Regions from separate parts of the Homo sapiens genome. Here region 1 is linked to region 2. A link is a loop called in an ENCODE intact Hi-C map of the cell type or tissue named here. Cell type or tissue: A673. All regions are shown on one strand. Links, peaks and the distances in the headings refer to the core of each region. The heading gives the core; the rest is flanking DNA. Region 1 holds the start of PAX8 (paired box 8). Region 2 overlaps PSD4 (pleckstrin and Sec7 domain containing 4).

Region 1 (8,292 bases), core at 293-8,292, 79 kb before region 2:
CACATTACAGCATGAAGCACACCTCCCTACCAGGATCTGTTTATTTGTTCCATGAGGACATGGTTCTTGTTTCAGTCACCACTGTGTTCCCAGGTCCTAGTAGATAGTCCAGCACTTAGTAGATGCTCAGTAAATGCTTGTACAGCTAAATACATCAAAGGAGAGGAAGACAGGAAAATAGAAAGGGCTGTCCTGGTAAAGGAACTATGGCCCTATATTGATCATCATAATTGCCTCATCGCTTACTTTTCTCCATTTCTTAATAGTTAACAAATCATTTTCATGTCACCCTGCTAATGAGATGTGGCTGTTACATGTATAGTTTTACTAAGTGTGAGAAACCTGAGAATTTGAGGTCACACTGCTCAGAGCAGGGCGGTATCACGAGCCCAGGTCTCTCTGACTTTGAGTCCAGGGTGCTTTCCAGAACTCACAAATCCTTGGGCTCTAGAATGGAGAGACTAAGTTTCAAACATGGCAGTACAGCTATCTCTTGAATCCTGAACAAGAAACCATAAGACTGAACTCAGTCACCTAATTTGACCTGTCAAAGTGGCTTGAGGATCTCAGGGGGTCGACGTGTACCCTCTCTTTATTTCCTGGTTACCTGTGGGCAGTCAAGGCTCCTTTCAGGAGCAGGAGCATTACCTAGTCAGGACGCGCATCCTAAACTTCTGTACACCTTGGTCACTGCCTGGAAAATGGCAATGGCCCTGGACTGGGGAATCTCTCCAGGTACTCCCTTCTTACACTTCCCTACCTGCTTACCTTTAATCTTTAAAGGGATATTCAAAAGCTGCAAAAAGACAAGACAGACTAGGTTTAAGGGAAGCCAACTTGTCCATATTCATTCTAAAGGTGCCCAACCTGTACTCCCACAGTTCCATTTGTCACTTCTCATCTCTCCAGGAAAATATTTATGCATACAGTTCATTACAGAACAATCTTTTTTTGTGGAGTACACTATCTTGGCTCACTGCAACCTCCACCTCCTGGGTTCATGGGGAAACTGAGCCTGGAATGCCATGGCTCTGGAAGCCATGGGAATGGTGTCTTCTATTCTGGATTCTGCTCTCCAGAGCCACAGGTCTCTGGTAGCATGCAACACTCTCTCAGAACTCAGAGGGTTCTCAGACAGTAGAACTTGGCAGCCCATTGAGCTGCTGGAGTAGGCTCTTGTCTGTGACTGTAGTCTTGGACACCGTAAGAGCAGACTCCTGAGCCCCAGAGAGTGCACACTCAGATCCAGGATGGAAGGGAGGAATCAGCTCACTCACACCTGAGAGACCACCTCCTCAGGTTGCCCTCATTGCCCCTTCTCCCCAGCCGCCTTGCCCCGCTGCCATTTTTGGGACCTCTCTCTCTCTCGGTATCCCTGGTATAATGACTGTGACACCACACCAAGGTCCATGAGCAATGCTTCTCTGACATCTTTCTTGTGGCTAGTTCGACTTTCAGCCACTAACGTTTATTGAGCACTCACTGTGCTACAAACACTTTGTCTGCCTTAAATATCATAATATCTTACGAGAGAAGTACCATTATTAGTCTCAGTCTTCAGACATAGAAACTCTGGCTCAGAGAAGTTGAGTGATTGGCACAAGGTCACACAGCCAGTATGAGAATGTGCCAGGGTTCCGGCTTTGGCCACCAGATTCCCAGCCCAGCAGTGTGACCCCTATGGTCTCTCTGCATTATGGAAGAAAGTGTACCAGACCCCAAATAGGAAAAAAATCATTCTCTCAAGACTCTAGGCCATCTTCACTGGAGCAAGTGATTCTACTTAAAAAAATAAAATCTCAGAGCAGATGGGATCAAAATCTATAAAGTGCAGGGAATGTGGACAAAGTGAACAGAAATTACCACGGACACAGCACACTCCAGGAGGTTCAAAGGAGTGGTGTTTGGAACAAATAATAGGAAACGCTATGTGACATAAAATATGGTAGGCCTAAAAATAGAAAGAATTTTAAAACAAGTTTAGAAAATGTGTAAATGGATGACTCACTCATTCTTGCCACAAGTGTGTTCTGTGTCTGTGCTTTGCAAGCACAGTAGGAGTTCAGTCGGAGAGCGATGGGATTCACCATGATCCCAGCCTTTGATTTCCTTTACATCCTTTCAGTTACCTACCCACCCTGTGGGCCTAAAAATCACACGTCTCGTTACTGGGGTCAAGCTTCTTCTCAACAGTCCACTAGTGGCCCCTAACACTGACACTGTTTTTTAAGTTTATTTTCTAGTTTATTCTAATGCTTCCTTGGAGTTATTACAGTTGTCCATGCCTTGGAGCTACTCCATAGGGTAGTGAAGAGAATGCTGGTTCAGGTGTTAGATGGACCTGAGTTCAGATCCTGCTTCTGCTGCTCAGCAATTGGGTGACCCAGAGCACCCTCTGTGGCCCAGTTGCCTTAAAGCCCTGGCTTCACTGGGTGTTGTGAAAGATAAATGGGGCTGTGTATAAGGCACTCCACAGTTCCTGGCATTAAGTAATACTTAGTAAATAACAGTAGTAGTAACTGTTGTTATTAGAAGGAAATACCATGCTTAGCATTCTCTTGGGGTAATGGTATGTCCACCCTGGTGTGGGGGCCATGAGTAGCAAGGATAGCCACTGAAGCATAGAAAGGAAAACGGGGCTCCAGACCCCTAAGCCCTCAAGTCTGCTCCTTCAGATGCAGGGAAGGCAGGCACTGTGTGGTCCACAACATGACACAAGAGGACACAGCCCTGTAGTGAGCCTAGCCCCATGAAGGAGTGGGCGAAGCACCCAAGTTTACTGCACTCAGAATGTGCCAGAAGCCCTCCTGGGGTAAGCAAAAGGCCAGTTAGATCTCTTGAATCTTCTCTATGCCTCAACCTCGTTCCCTTGCCCCACTCAAACCTGCAGAGTCTCTGGTCCCTTCACCAGGCCCCTGGGCACTGCCAGGAGCTGGGGAGGATAGGCCCTATTCCGTGGTTTGTGCCCACAGCAGGAACTGCTGGCATTCCAAGGCCATAAAGAACAAAAGCCAACCCTGAATCTGATGAAAAGCCCTGGGCCTGGGTTTTTTCCTTGGCACTTCCCCAAGAACAGCTGTCAGGAAGGCAGCCACTCCAGGGCCCTGGCACTGGTCTGAGAGGATTCCTGCGTCCTGACTCCTGCTGCTCTGGGCTGGACCACAGGGGCCTAGCTGAGGGGAGGGCATTCCTGCCTGGTGAGCTGCTCTCCTCTCCCGTGGTAGGAAAGTTTTCCAGCCTTGGGGGTCTGACCTCACCCTGGCCACTCCCTGGGTTCCAGAAACTTCCTTCCTGAGGGGAAGGGGCAGGTGTGGAGAGTAGCAAAAACTAGGCTGAAGTGAGTAGAATTTATAATATTTAAGGCAAAGCCTGAGTCACTGGTGCTTTATTTGGCCACCTAGTTGGCTGTCTGCTAGCTGGGTGGCCTTGCTCTCTACTTACCTTCCCTAGAATCCAGTTTCCTCATCTGCAAGATGGGTTGCCAAAAGGGTCTAGCTCATTTTTTCTAACTTAAAAAAAAAAAAAAAAAAAACTATGATTACTAGAGAAAAAAATTGAGCTGTGTACGTCAATCCTTTTATCTCCCTCTGTCACCTTCCTTTTTGTGTCCCCAGGAAGTTTTTTTTCCACCCATTTGTAAGTACCAGGGTCTCCTTCCAGAAGCCCAGGCAACTGCTGCCAAAGGCTGTGGGGTGGGCAAAGAGCCCAAGGGACAAGTGCCCAGGACACATCCCTACCCAAACCAACTGGACAAATGCCACCAGTGGTTTCTTCCAAACTGCCCTCGGCAGCCCAACCAGTGGCTCTTTTCCTTTCACCTGCCAGGACCTATATTTCTATTTCTGAGTTTTCAAAGCCTAGGGAGGTGGAGAACCTGGAATAATTAATGATTGATTTTCAGGCACTGCCACCAGGAGGCCCCAGGGCAGGCTGTCGGCCATTTCCTGAGTGCAGGGACAGGGTTGAAATCCCACGTGGCTTCGGCAGGATTGGGCAAGTCTGTGAGGGGAGAGGGTGGAGCGAAAACTGCCAGTGCCCTGAACACTTCTGCCCTCTGCAAAATGATGAAGTCGCTGCTGGAAGTTCTGCTGGGGTGCTGGCCTTCTGCCATTGACTCTCCCCTCTCTCTGGGTCAACGAATGTTAATTGCTGCCCTCACAGACACCCCTGCCCCACTGCTACCCTTGCACCCACGCCTGCACCCACAGGCACGGGCTCACTGGCCCTTTCCTCTCCAAGGCTCCTTTGGGAAAGGATTAAAGGAACCGACTTCCACAGCAAAACTTTAGGGACATTTTAACTTTGCCCTCTTTGGATGTATTCCTCTGCCTTTGTTGTCTAATAATAATTAACTTTTGTACAGAGGTGTAGTTTTCAAAGGGCCTTCACATTCATAATTTTATTCGTCCTCACAACAAAGCTACGAGGTGGGTCTGACCCTCCCCAGCCCCCCGTCTATATCCACATCATGCAGAAGGGGAAACTGAGGTTCGGGCAGAAGAAATCATCCCATTCTACACAATTAGGGCTGGAACACTCACCTCTGATGCAAAGTAGAGAGCTGCTGTTTTCTTCCTGAAGGGATGTACTTTAGTCCCAACAATGGTTCGTTACGTAGGGGAAGTGGCATGGTGGCAAGTAAGCCAGGAGGATTGTTGGGAGCAGTGGTCTTCCCTCGAGGCTGGTCTCTGGGCATTGTGCCCAGAGAAACCAGGGTACATAGGAGTAAGAGGAAGAGCTCATGGACCTACTGGAGTTCAAGGGTCTCAGTCACCTGAGCCAGCAGGTAGAATGACCCAAGTGTGCAAACAATCACCCACCCAATAGTCAGTTGAAACACGGCAGCTTATAAAAGACCCCCAAACCATCCCACTCCCACACTCTAATCAGCTAGGATGACCAATTCATCCTGATTTGCCCGGGAAAGTCCCAGTTTTAACTCGCATCTAGAAAACACTGTTGGTTTTCGTCCAGGGCAAACCAGGGCACTTTATTACCCTACCACCAGCCCAGTGCATTACAGCTGAGTCCAGAAAAGAAAGAACATCTTTTGAAGGCTCAGCAGATCAGCATAGAATTAAACAAATTGTGGGATATTATGCAAATTCAAAAACCACTGTAGTTAGGCAATTACCTAGGATTGTTGGAATGTTAAACCTGAAAGAATGTTCATTTCCACAAAGAAACGCTCAGATCTGCGGCCAGATCTCTTGCATTTTCAAAGGCAAGGCAGAGTTAGTCTCTCGTCTCTACTTCTGTATTTTGATATTGGCAATGAATTACATTTTCTCAAAAAAACACTGAGTTTAAAAAAATTATAACTAGTTGCCAGTTGATAATATTGCCACAAAAGCCTTATGGGCCTCAAGCCTGAGAAGAAAAGTTGGCAAATGAGGTATTCATTTTAAAAAGTGAGTTCTAAGGCCTGGCCAGGCACAGTGGCTCATGCCTGTGATCCCAGCACTTTGGGAGGCTGAGGCAGGCGGATCACTTGAGGTCTGGAGTTCGAGACCAGCCTGGCCAATGTGGTGAAACCCCGTCTCTACCAAAATATAAAAAATTAGTCAGGCATGATGATGCATACCTGTAGCCCCAGCTAGTCGGGAGGCTGAGGCAGGAGAATCACTTGAACCCAGGAGGTGGAGGTTGTAGTGAGCCGAGATCATGCCACCGCACTCCAGCCTGGGTGACAGAGTGAGACTAAGTCTAGAAGAAAAAAAAAAGAGTTCTAAAAGTCCCATTGAAAGTCTATTAGTCACAGTGCAAATTTATTTTAAAATTTCAAATATCATCATAGGAAGGCATATGATTTTTATTCTTAACTAAAAGCATCATGGATTTTAAGTTTGAAAAAATACTGTGATAATAGGTGATTTTAAAAATATATGTATTTCAAACCTTTCGTTTTGCAGAGGAGGAGACTGATGCCAAAGAGACAGAGTTAAAGCACCAGTTAATGACATTTCCTTGGCCTTGGTCTCAGAGAATTAGGAAGTACCAAGGAACCCAGGCCTGATTTCTGATTCTAATTAGAAGCAGGGTCAGTCCAGGAGGCCTGTGTTTATCTCTGCAGCAGAAGTTCACTGCATTCTCACTTCTTGCTCGTCCTAGATCTTCTCTGCTGAGTCTTCTGGTCACCTGCTATGTCACCTGCAGTCTGGAGAAGAGGTACTGTCAAGGTGTGGGGTGTGTTTTTCCCTGAGGAGTAACCTTGAACAGTGCACATTGTTTTTACCTTGAAATGAAATTTTAAAGATAAATTTATACATGGGACAGGAATGTTCTGATAACTTGCTGGATTTGTCCTCTAAGAAATTTTGCCCAAAAAGGGGATAGGAAAGGGAGAGGGTTCATTGCTTGGGCAGAAAAGATGTGCACAGGCAAGAATGATTGCATGAGAGTCAATGGTTATTGGTACGTATCAGAACCTTAGATTGGGTAGAATCTCTAAGGTTGTCAGAGCTGTTTGAAATGAGGGCGTATTAGATTCACCCTGGAGCATTGCCTCCCTGGTGGGAGGGAATCCTGGGTGGACAAAGAGAGTTTCTGCTGTGGCTGCCACACTCCACACCTCCCCTGCAGCAGGACACAATCCAGGGCAGCAAACTGGCCCATGGGGTCCGGAGGACCTATGCCAAGATCCATTTCCATCCCAACACCCTTGGATTGTCTCTCTCTGGGAGGGACTGCCAGAGAAGTTAGGGATCTGGAGCTTTGAAAACCACAGAGATATTTAAAATTACAATTTTAGAGAAAGATTTAAAATGATGAAGCACCAACTATTTTTGTTTACAGCCCCTCTTTGCAAATGTGGAGGAAACATGTAGGGATACACATCTTCTTCTCTCTTTTTTCACAAGATGATTCATTTCTCCTAAATTGAGAAATGAGAAAGACTGGGTGGAAGGAGGTTGTGGATTGACATGAAAGAGAAAACTTTTTTAATTCAGAAAAATAGTTCATGTGTTTTCACACACGTGTACATATGTGCATACACACACACACACACACACACACACACACATCCAATCCCCCTGAATATCCCAGTTTCCCCTGCACCTTCCTTGCCCCCCTCCCACTGGCTTCTTAGCCTCCTGTCCCAGAACAACCCCACCAGGCCTGCAGAGCCATCACTGAAAAGGGCATGGCTGTCCTCTAGACTGTAATCCTGAGTCCAGAGGTCTGGCCAAAGATTGGAGGAGCATCCAGGCCTTGACCCCCAGGCCTGCCAGTGTTCCAGGACATTTGCTCACTCATACCCACTCACAATCTTACGTGTACCCCGGTTCCCCGACTGAGAGAACTATGAGGAAGGAGGGGGCAGCTTTTGCCATCACTAAGGTAAAGAGGTGCCAGGCAGCTCTGCTCGGTCCCAGGGCTCACCAACCCTGCCATCATTCCCACCAGTGGACCCCTTCTTAACCACACCCAGGCCCCCATATTGCTGAGGCTATTGATTCCTACAGACCAGGCCAGAGGTCAGCTCAGTCCTGTTCCTTTCTAAGGCCTTTCCACACAGAGATGAAGTCTAGGCCCTCAATGCCCTTCCCCTGAACTCTTCTTCCAAGTTCAAAATCCTCAAGGAGCAAGAAAGAGGGCAGGTGGCTGCGTGTGTGTTCCAGAGGAGAGAGGCGAGGAGTTGCTGTGGAATGGGTTATGTGACAATTTTGTTAGCCTGACAATGCAAGGGTGTGAACGCTATCTGTGTAGAACAGAGGGAATGGCTTCAGGTGCTGCTCAGGATTCTTCCCTGGAAGAGGTCATAGCTGTGGTGAGAAGGTAATAGCATCTTGCCTACAGCCCCGAAAGCAGGCTCTACCTAAAGAATCAGGCATAAAACAGAAGTTCCCTCCTTCCTTTTACAAAAGAAAAGGCTGCTTCCTGGTGAGCAAACCAGGGGAGACAGGGGGCAAGGAGGGCATCCTACAGAGACCATCCCTCTCACTTCTGGTGGTCAGTGACCCAGGAGGACCCAGAGAACCTCATCCTCAGGCTCCTAGGCCTCTGTTCCCCACTCCTCCAATATTTCCAGGCCTGCTGAGTTAGGGCTCAGCTGCCTCCCTCTTCCCTCCGCTGGAAACAGAAGCTCCCAGCGAATGTTTCTAACTCCTGAGTCCACTCAGCCATGTCCCCCTTGCAAAATCCTCCCCTTCCCGCACCCCCCTGCACCCAGCCAGCCAATCCGCGGCCTACGAGCCTCGCCAGACCCATCTCCCAGGGCCTCAGCGGGATAAAACCGGTCGGTGATGCCGGGTGGATGGGAACAAACTTCAGAAGGAGGAGAGACACCGG
Region 2 (8,290 bases), core at 1-8,000:
GCCCACAGGGAGTTTATGTTGCTCTGGAAGCAGAGAGGCAAAAAGAAATGAAGAGGGCCGGGGCGTGGTGGCTTACGCCTGTAATCCCAGCACTTTGGGAGGCTGAGGCAGGCGGATCACAAGATCAGGAGATTGAGACCATCCTGGCTAACACGGTGAAACCCCGTCTCTACTAAAAATACAAAAAAATTAGCCGGGCATGGTAGCGGGCGCCTGTAGTCCCAGCTACTCGGGAGGCTGAGGCAGGAGAATGGCGTGAACTCGGGAGGCAGAGCTTGCAGTGAGCCGAGATCATGCCACCGCACTCCAGCCTGGGCGACCGAGCAAGACTCCATCTCAAAAAAAAAAAAAAAAAAAAGAAGAGGAGAGAGGAGAGGAGAGTTACAGAGTTTCATGTAATAGAAACTGAAGGAGGAAGACTTAGGGAAGGCCTCTTGGAGGAAAGGGCATCTGCATATTAGTCGGTTTTCTCCCCATCATCCATTCCTCCTATCCTGTCCTTCCAGTACTCACAATTTCTCCACAGCTGGTCCCTATGTTTTGGTGGTGCTGACTTCACTCTCATCCTCTCCAGAAGTGGACTCTGATCTCCTTAAACCCCTGGCTCTAGTGACTGGCTCAGATATGGGCACACGGCCCAAGGCAGGCTGCTACAGGAGACTATTCCTGGATTTGAGTTTGAAACTTCCAGGAAGCAGAGAGTCACTTTCTGCTATATTTGCACCAAGAAAATGGATCTTGAGAGTTCCTGGGGCCATCTTGGAAGCATGAGGGTTGTTCCTGCTCATAGGCCTGGGAGATGGAGCCCCCAAAAGAACAAGAGAGAAAAGGGGCCTTGAATCAGAGTGAAGCCCGAGATGAAGCCTCACCTGACCTGGATACAGATTATTCAGCTATTGGAGCCAATCAAAGTCCTTTTCTGCTAAAGCTCATTTGAGCTCAGATTTGTTATTTGCAGGCCAAGGCAGAGCCAAGTGCAAAGCTACCCAGCATCCAAGCAGGATGGCATGCATGAGGGCAGAGCCTAAGCCAGAGCCCAAAGGAGGAGGGGAGCAGACGTGGGGTAAGTCTGGTGAGGCTATGAATTAATAGCTAACCTCACAGGTGTCCCTTCTGTGCCAGGCATTGTTCTGAGATGTTTACGTGCATAATTTCACTTAATCTTCATGAGGACCTTGTGACATAAGTAGTGTTATTATCCCCATTTTATAGAGAAGCAAACAGAACATAAGAGGCTAACTGGCCACGGTCAGATGGCTAGAAAAGCTGGACTCAATTCCCGGCAGTCCCACTCAAGGGCCTGGCCACTGGGGCAAGATCAGGCTGAGCCTGGGTGCAGGGTCTGGTAGATGATCACATAGCTATCAAGGCCAAAGGTCGCTGAGAGGTGATGGCGGAAGAAGGCTGAGAAGGCATCAGAGTTGATGACTGCAGCCATCAATTGCCCTAGGAGGTGCCATTTCAGGCAAAGGTGGGGTGGACGCCGATTTGTAAGGTGTGAATTAGAGCCAGGTATGAATGGGAACCTGGTAAGGGCTGGGAACAGTTGGCAAAGCCCACACATACCGTGAATTCATCACAGAAAGCAGGGAAGCCAGGGTCAGCTATGGAAAGCAAGAGAGTCTAACACCAGCTTTGATTTTTGCTCATGATGGTGTTTGCAAGGCATGATAATGAAGGGGGTAGAGAATAGGCTCAAAGAGCCCCAGTGGGCCCATGAAGGAGAGAGGTCTGTGGCAGGCAGGAGAAGAGGAGCCAGTGTGCCGGCTGAGGGGAACAGTTGGTCACAGGCTTGTGGAGAGCACCTCTTCCTCTGGAGAAGGGAAAATGAAGGGAACAGGTAAAGGTGCAAGCCACAGTTAGCTGGTGAGGGGGCATGGGCATCAGAAAAGCTGAGGGGCAGAGGTGTTGGCAGAGGGGCCAGTGGGGAGGACAGTAGCCATTCAAGAAACCTTGAGGATCTGTGAGCATGCCTGCTCAGCTCAGCAGGAGGAAAAAGGACCTGCTACGGCCAGGTTTTCACAAGGTTCTGGGATATTGCCTTTTTTTCTTTTTGTATTTATTTTGAAATAATTTCAGATTTACATATAAGTTACACAAATAGTACAGTGCATTTGCAGGCCATATTCTGACCCTACCCATTGGCCTTACTTTTTCAAGGCATTTCATCTTTTTTTTCTTTTTCGACAGAGTCTCGCTCTGTTACCCAGGCTGGAGTGCAATGGCGCAACCTCAGCTCACTGCAACCTCCGCCTCCTGGGTTCAAGCCATTCTCCTGCTTCAGCCTCCTGAGTAGCTGGGATTATAGGCATGTGCCACCATGCCCGGCTATTTTTTGTATTTTTAGTAAAGACTGGGTTTCACCACGTTGGCCAGGCTGGTCTCGAACTCCTGATCTCAGGTGATGCGCCCGCTTCAGCCTCCCAAAGTGCTGGGATTACAGGCATGAGCCACCGCGCCCAGCTCATCTTCTTAAAACAAAATCCCTAGGCTGTCCTCCAAGCCCTGAGCTTGGCACTCTTCTCTTTAAAAATTGCACTGCACTGGCCAGGCACGTTGGCTCACGCCTGTGATCCCAATGCTTTGGGAGGCCGAGGCAGCTGGATCACTTGAGGTCAGGAGTTTGAGACCAGCCTGACCAACATGGTGAAACCCTGTCTCTACTAAAAAATACAAAATTAGCTGGGCATGGTGGTGCATGCCTGTAATCCCAGCTACTTGGGAGGCTGGGAAAGGAGAATCTCTTGAACCCAGGAGGCGGAGGTTGCAGTGAGCTGAGATCGCACCATTGCACTCCAGCCTGGGCAACAGAGCGAGACTCTGTCTCAAAAAAAAAAAAAAGTTGCACTGCACATTCACAAAAAGCCACTCTCCTTGGCTGCATTGGAGACCCTGTATGATCTGGCCTCAGGCCACCCTGACGGCCCTGTTTCCCTCTGCCCCCCTCACCCCGACCCTCCAGTCCTGCTCCTTCCAACCCCGACACATTCCATATGTCTCCGTCTCCTGAAGACTCAGACCCTCCTAAGGAAAAAGGTGCGGGTCTTGGTGATCTTTTTATCTACCCTGGTGCCTGGCAAGCAACAAACAAATATCATCAGCAGAAAGCCAGGCTCAGCTGAGATCATGAGAGCCCAGGAAGCAGTTATATCAGGAGTAACAACCTGGGTCACAGCAGGCCCAGGACCCTGGAAGCTGAGCTCCCCTATATGGGAAAGGAAGAACTAAAGCCAAACTTCAAGTGCCCTTCCAGAGCCTGAGCTCATCACTGAGAACCTCTGTCTGTCCCTTCTCCTGCAAAGAGAAGGACACAGGTGGGAGAGGAGCATGGGGTGGGAACAAGGTCAGACATAGGCCTGTGGTGGTTTGATCTGTTCCATACCTAGGATGGGGACTGGAGCCTGCTCAGCTTTCACCTTCCAGCGTTACCTGGAGCAACCCTGTGGGGAGCTGTAGGCTGTCCCCATAGACTTCTGAGATGTCTTTCTTTCTCTCCATCTGCAGGAAGATGTCAGAGCCCCAGTCTTTTCCCTAGGAGAGGCTTCCCTAGATGGTGGGAGTCCTGGCCCAGGCCACTGTGGGTTTTACGAAGTTGAAGGTCCTGGTTCGGTGATGGCACAGGGGCACACATAATAACTTCCTGCCTTTCAGGGAGCACAGCTCAGCTCCACAGCAGGACACCTGAGCAGCCAGAAGCTAGAAAGATGCAAGCCTGCCTCCAAGTGGTCACATGTCATAACTGCAGCCCACAACCCAGACCCTCCAGGCAGAGGTGCCTGGGCAGCATTGACTATGGCAGGCCAGGCAGCCACCATCATCTGGCTCTGAAGATTCCACGTGCTCAGGTGAAAGAGAGGTGCCGGTTCTACATGAGCAAAGGAGCATCAAAGTGTCACACACACATGCATTCAGACTTTCACCTTTTATCATGGTTTTAGAAATAAGGATGCATAGGCCAGGTGTGGTGGTTCACGCCTGTAATCCCAGCACTTTGGGGGGCCGAGGCAGGCAGACTACCTGAGGTCAGGAGTTCGAGACCAGCCTAGCCAACATGACGAAACCCCATCTCTACTAAAAATACAAAAAATAGCCGGGCGTGGTGGCACACGCCTGTAATCCTAGCTACTTGGGAGGCTGAGGCAGGAGAATCGCTTGATTCAGTGGAGGTTGCAGTCAGCCAAGATCACACCATTGCACTCCAGCCTGGGTTACAAGAGCGAAACTCCGTCTCCAAAAAAAAAAAAAAAAAAAAAAAAAAAAAAGGATGCATGTTCAGTGAGGTCAAATAACCTACTCCACTTAGTTTGTAAGCATCAGTCTTGGGCCAAAAGTCATGTCCACTTGATGCTGGGATTCCACTTCAATCAAATGAGGCAATTGGACTCTACTGCAGCTAACTGCTACTTACACATCAGAATTACCCAAGGAGCTTTAAACATATTTATCTATCCCTCTGACCCAGGCTGACTGAATCAGCATCCCTGGGTGTGGGCTGGGAATGTGTCTTTTCAGCACACTTCCCCAGCAAGATAAAAGTGCCTCTGTAAACTGAGAGCAGGAAACCAGTGGGCAAGATTGTCAACTCATGGAGTCAGGGACATGTTTAATTCATTTGTGAATCCCCTGGTACTGGCACATAGAAAGCGTCCCATATTATCTGCAAAATGAATGAATGAATAAATGAGCAAGTAGGTGAATGAATGATTCTGAGGTCTCCTCCAGCTTTGATGGCCTATGACCGTGTGACTCCTGCATATGCATGAACACACAGACACAGACACTACACACATGCACAGACACACATACACACTTGGAGCAAAGAGGGATGAAGCCTGCCACACTGCAGGTGGTCCTAGCTGCCTGACCTCCCTTCCTCACACACTGACACACCTCCCTCTTTGTTGACCTGTTATTTATTGTGCACCCATTGGGTGCATGGCCTAGCCCTAGGCCCTGGCCGGAGACCCAAACATGGCCTCCAAGGGCCAACCTTACTTTGTGGAGGTGCAAGCCCCAGAGCTGGTTACAAGCATGGGAAGGGAGGAGGGTGGCCTAGCAGGAAGGCTGGGGAGGCAGTGTGTCAGCCGGCAGGCAGCAGCGGGTAGCAGAGGCCCCCTCTTGGCGGGCAGCCTACTTGCACACTTGGCTGAACAGAGACAATGGTGGCTGGTCCCTCCGGCCCAGCCTCCTTCCTACAGGCAGAGCCCCAAGTCCATGAGTCTCCGGAACCTCCCTCAGAGAACAAGCCCAGCTGGGAGGCAGCCAGAGGGCAGGATGAGGGGATTTCCCAGGGGAGAGCAGCAGAGACCCTCTGAGCTGCCAGAGATGGGGAAGGGGTCCAGGCACCCCACAGGAAGGAAGGTTTAAGGCATGTGTAGAAAGGAGCACAGAAAAGTCTCCCGAGCCTGGCCTAGGCCTCGCCTGGTCGCCAGCCTCCGTCCCATCCCTCACAACTCTCCTGAGCTGTGGCTCCTGCCAGGCAGACCCCTAAGGGAAACTGTCGCCACCTTTTACCTCTCTATCCTCTCCAGTGGTCTGAACATAGAGAACCTCCTTCTCTGCTCTGTTGGAACAAAGGCTCCTTGTTCCTAGGGTTCCAGGGTTCCCTGCAAAGCTCTGGAGGCCCCACCCCGCCCAGCCCTCACTCATGCCATCAGCTCTGCTCTGTTGATGAGCAGTTGGGTATGTGAGACTGTTTCATCTACTTCGGGGGAAAGGAGACACAAGGAGACAAAGGCACAGGGCCCCACAGCCGTGCAGAGCCCTTGAAGCCCCCCGAGGTCCCTGCCCAGAAGGCTGTCCCCTCAGTGGGCAGGACCTTAGCGACCCTGCTCCCTGGGTCACAGGAGGCTGGTTAGGAATTTCTCAAGAGTCCCTGATTCACTCTCCTGGGGCCTCCCCAGGAAGGTCACCTAATTCCCAGAGCAAGACCATCCTTGGGGCTGTGGCTCCCCTGGCTGGGCTGCCCAGGGGCCTCTGCTGCCCCAAGCTCTCCCCCAGAAGCCAAGGGCACACCACATAAGCACTGGTTCTCAAACAAGTGCTGAGTTCTCAGCAAGTCTAGGAAATGAGGCCACTCTGGATTCTGGGGCCTGGAGGGTGACATGGGCTGAGCTCTGGGAGGAAAGTCAAGTCCTCACCTCCCTCTTCCCTTGGGCGTGGCCAGGGACTGGGGCTGCGGAGGGACTGCCATGGGGGTGGTGGGGAGCACAGCAATATTAGGAAAGCTTCAGGGAGCACAAGAATGAGGGCCACAGGGAAACAAGGTTTGTCCTTCAGCAGGGAAAGGAGGTGCCTCATCCGTCATGGTGGACTCATTGAAATAAGTCTCCTCCAGGGAGGTTCATCTCAGGTCTACCCTGGAGCAGGGAACAGTGTCTCTGAGGTGGTGCTGGCTTCACAGCTGATTGCGGTTCCGCTTAGGGATGATCTTCCGGTAGGTTCTGCGCTCTGAGATGTTGCGCTTCACCTTGGCCGTGGTGGGAGCCTCATCCTGGTGCAGGGACGGGCTCGAGTGGGACTTCTTCAGGCTGAGCTTGGGCTCCCGAGTGCCTCCAGCTTCCCTCCCCAGCTGCTCCTCCCACAGGTCCAGAGCATCAGAGGGGCAGTGCAGGCGGGCCACCAGCAGCTGCACGTAGGTCTCGTAGCGGGTTTTCTGCAACACACAGGCCCCACCACCTTAGCACCATCCTGGCTCCAGGTTGGGAGGAGGCTAGAATCGTGAGGGACAGCTCACAGGTACATGAAGCTATGGCGATACAGACCTCGACAGAAAGAGGGCTGGACCAACCGTGAGTGTCAGTATAATGCTTGGATAAGCAGACTGCAGAGCACACCTCTGGATAGTATTATAATGACACATATCAGCCCAGCCCTGTTCTAATAATAACCAACCCCTTGGAGTGCTGTAACTAACATCTCTATGCCATGTTCCATCTTTGAGGCACTAAAAGATGTGTCACCCACTATGCCTGAGATCTTTGCAGCCCTACACACAAACAGCTCACATCTGTACAGCCCTAATTGGGTCTAAATAGCATTTTAACAATTGGCATCTGTGGAGCATGATGCTAACTACCCTCATCTACTTAACACTGTACTCCTGAGGCCCCTGCAGCTAGCATCCTTGGGATATGGTTTCCAGTTTACAAAGTGCTTCCTCACCCTCCATCCCATTGGATCCTCATGCCAGCCCTGGGAGGGGACAAATCATTGCGGAAGGGAGGGCTGGTGACTTGTTAAAGGTCCCAGCTGGTCAGTGGGAGGAAGAGGTTGGGTCCTCACAGCCACACCCTGAGGCCTCTGAGAAGTGGGGAGTTCACAGCCATGGATACAACCAACAAGCCAAGGGATAGCCTGGGACCTTGAAAGACAGGCAGAGGGCTGCATGCGGGCACAGCGGGGACAGGCAGGAGGCGATGTTGACTCCCACTTCCTGGTCTCTGCCTCTGGGTGGCCTCTGATTCCCTCTATTTTCACATTGCATTCACCTACCCTTCCTGCCCAGTGGGCCCTCACCCTAAGCAGGCACCCAGGATCCCTGAAGCAGGCACCCAGTGTTAGGATCCCAGATGAACTGACGTCACACCAAAGCAGAATTGGGGAGTGTGGGTGGATGGGTGAGGGTTGGGGGAGACTAAGGGATAAAACATTTCAACATGGGCTGTAGAGTCAACAAAGTCATTACTGGCCGGGGCAGTGGATCACACCTGTAATCCCAGCACTTTGGAAGGCTGAGGCAGGCAGACCACTTGAGGCCAGGAGTTCAAGTCCAGCTTTGCCAACATGGTGAACCCCTGTCTCTACTAAAAATACAAAACTTATCCAGGTGTGGTGGCTCACACCTGTAATCCCAGCTACTCGGGAGGCTGAGGCAGGAGAATCGCTTGAACCTGGGAGGCGGAGGTTGCAGGGAGCTGAGATCGAGCCACTGCACTCCAGCCTGGGCGACAGAGCGAGACTTTGTCTCAAAAACAAAAACAAAAACAAAAAAACACGGTCATTTCTTAGTTAAGACCATAAACGGGGCATTTAGAGCAGCATGTAAATTTACCAGATTTGGAAGAGTAGTTTAATTTCTCTGTGCCTCAGTTTCCTCATCTGTAAAATGAGGATAACAGGACCTACCCAGAGCTGTTAATTGAATGAGACAATCCATGCAAGGAAGACAAGCTCCATCCATACTACCTATTAATATTTGGTAGGTATTAGAAGGAACAGTTGAGCTGAAATACAGTTTTCCCTTCAACTTGGGAAAAGCCAAATATACTCTTAGGAGAAAAGAAAACTG

Evidence for each region. Hi-C counts contacts between places; a loop is a spot of excess contacts. Peaks named below come from ENCODE experiments on the same cell type or tissue, not always from the same donor. Only the 100,000 strongest peaks of a DNase experiment are listed, where the experiment ranks them.
Region 1: it touches region 2 in a loop (2.2-fold over the local background); 6 of 110 quality-filtered maps call a loop at or near these places.

What each region holds. Positions count from the first base shown.
Region 1 is chr2:113,278,889-113,287,180 of GRCh38, reverse strand. It overlaps PAX8 (paired box 8), which reads left to right and starts at 8,260. Exons shown (of 12, transcript NM_003466.4): 1 at 8,260-8,292. RefSeq lists a promoter at 7,658-8,292. In A673, for the core only: a CTCF peak has its summit at 3,841; a DNase peak (open chromatin) is centred at 3,040; H3K27ac peaks cover 676 bases.
Region 2 is chr2:113,199,523-113,207,812 of GRCh38, reverse strand. It overlaps PSD4 (pleckstrin and Sec7 domain containing 4), which reads right to left. Exons shown (of 17, transcript NM_012455.3): 17 at 1-6,655. The coding sequence ends at 6,398. Among named protein-coding and RNA genes, the nearest start is that of PSD4, 30 kb to the right of the region's middle. RefSeq lists enhancers at 3,489-3,538, 3,879-3,928. In A673, for the core only: CTCF peaks have their summits at 3,729, 5,079 and 7,411; DNase peaks (open chromatin) are centred at 3,692 and 5,132; H3K27ac peaks cover 470 bases.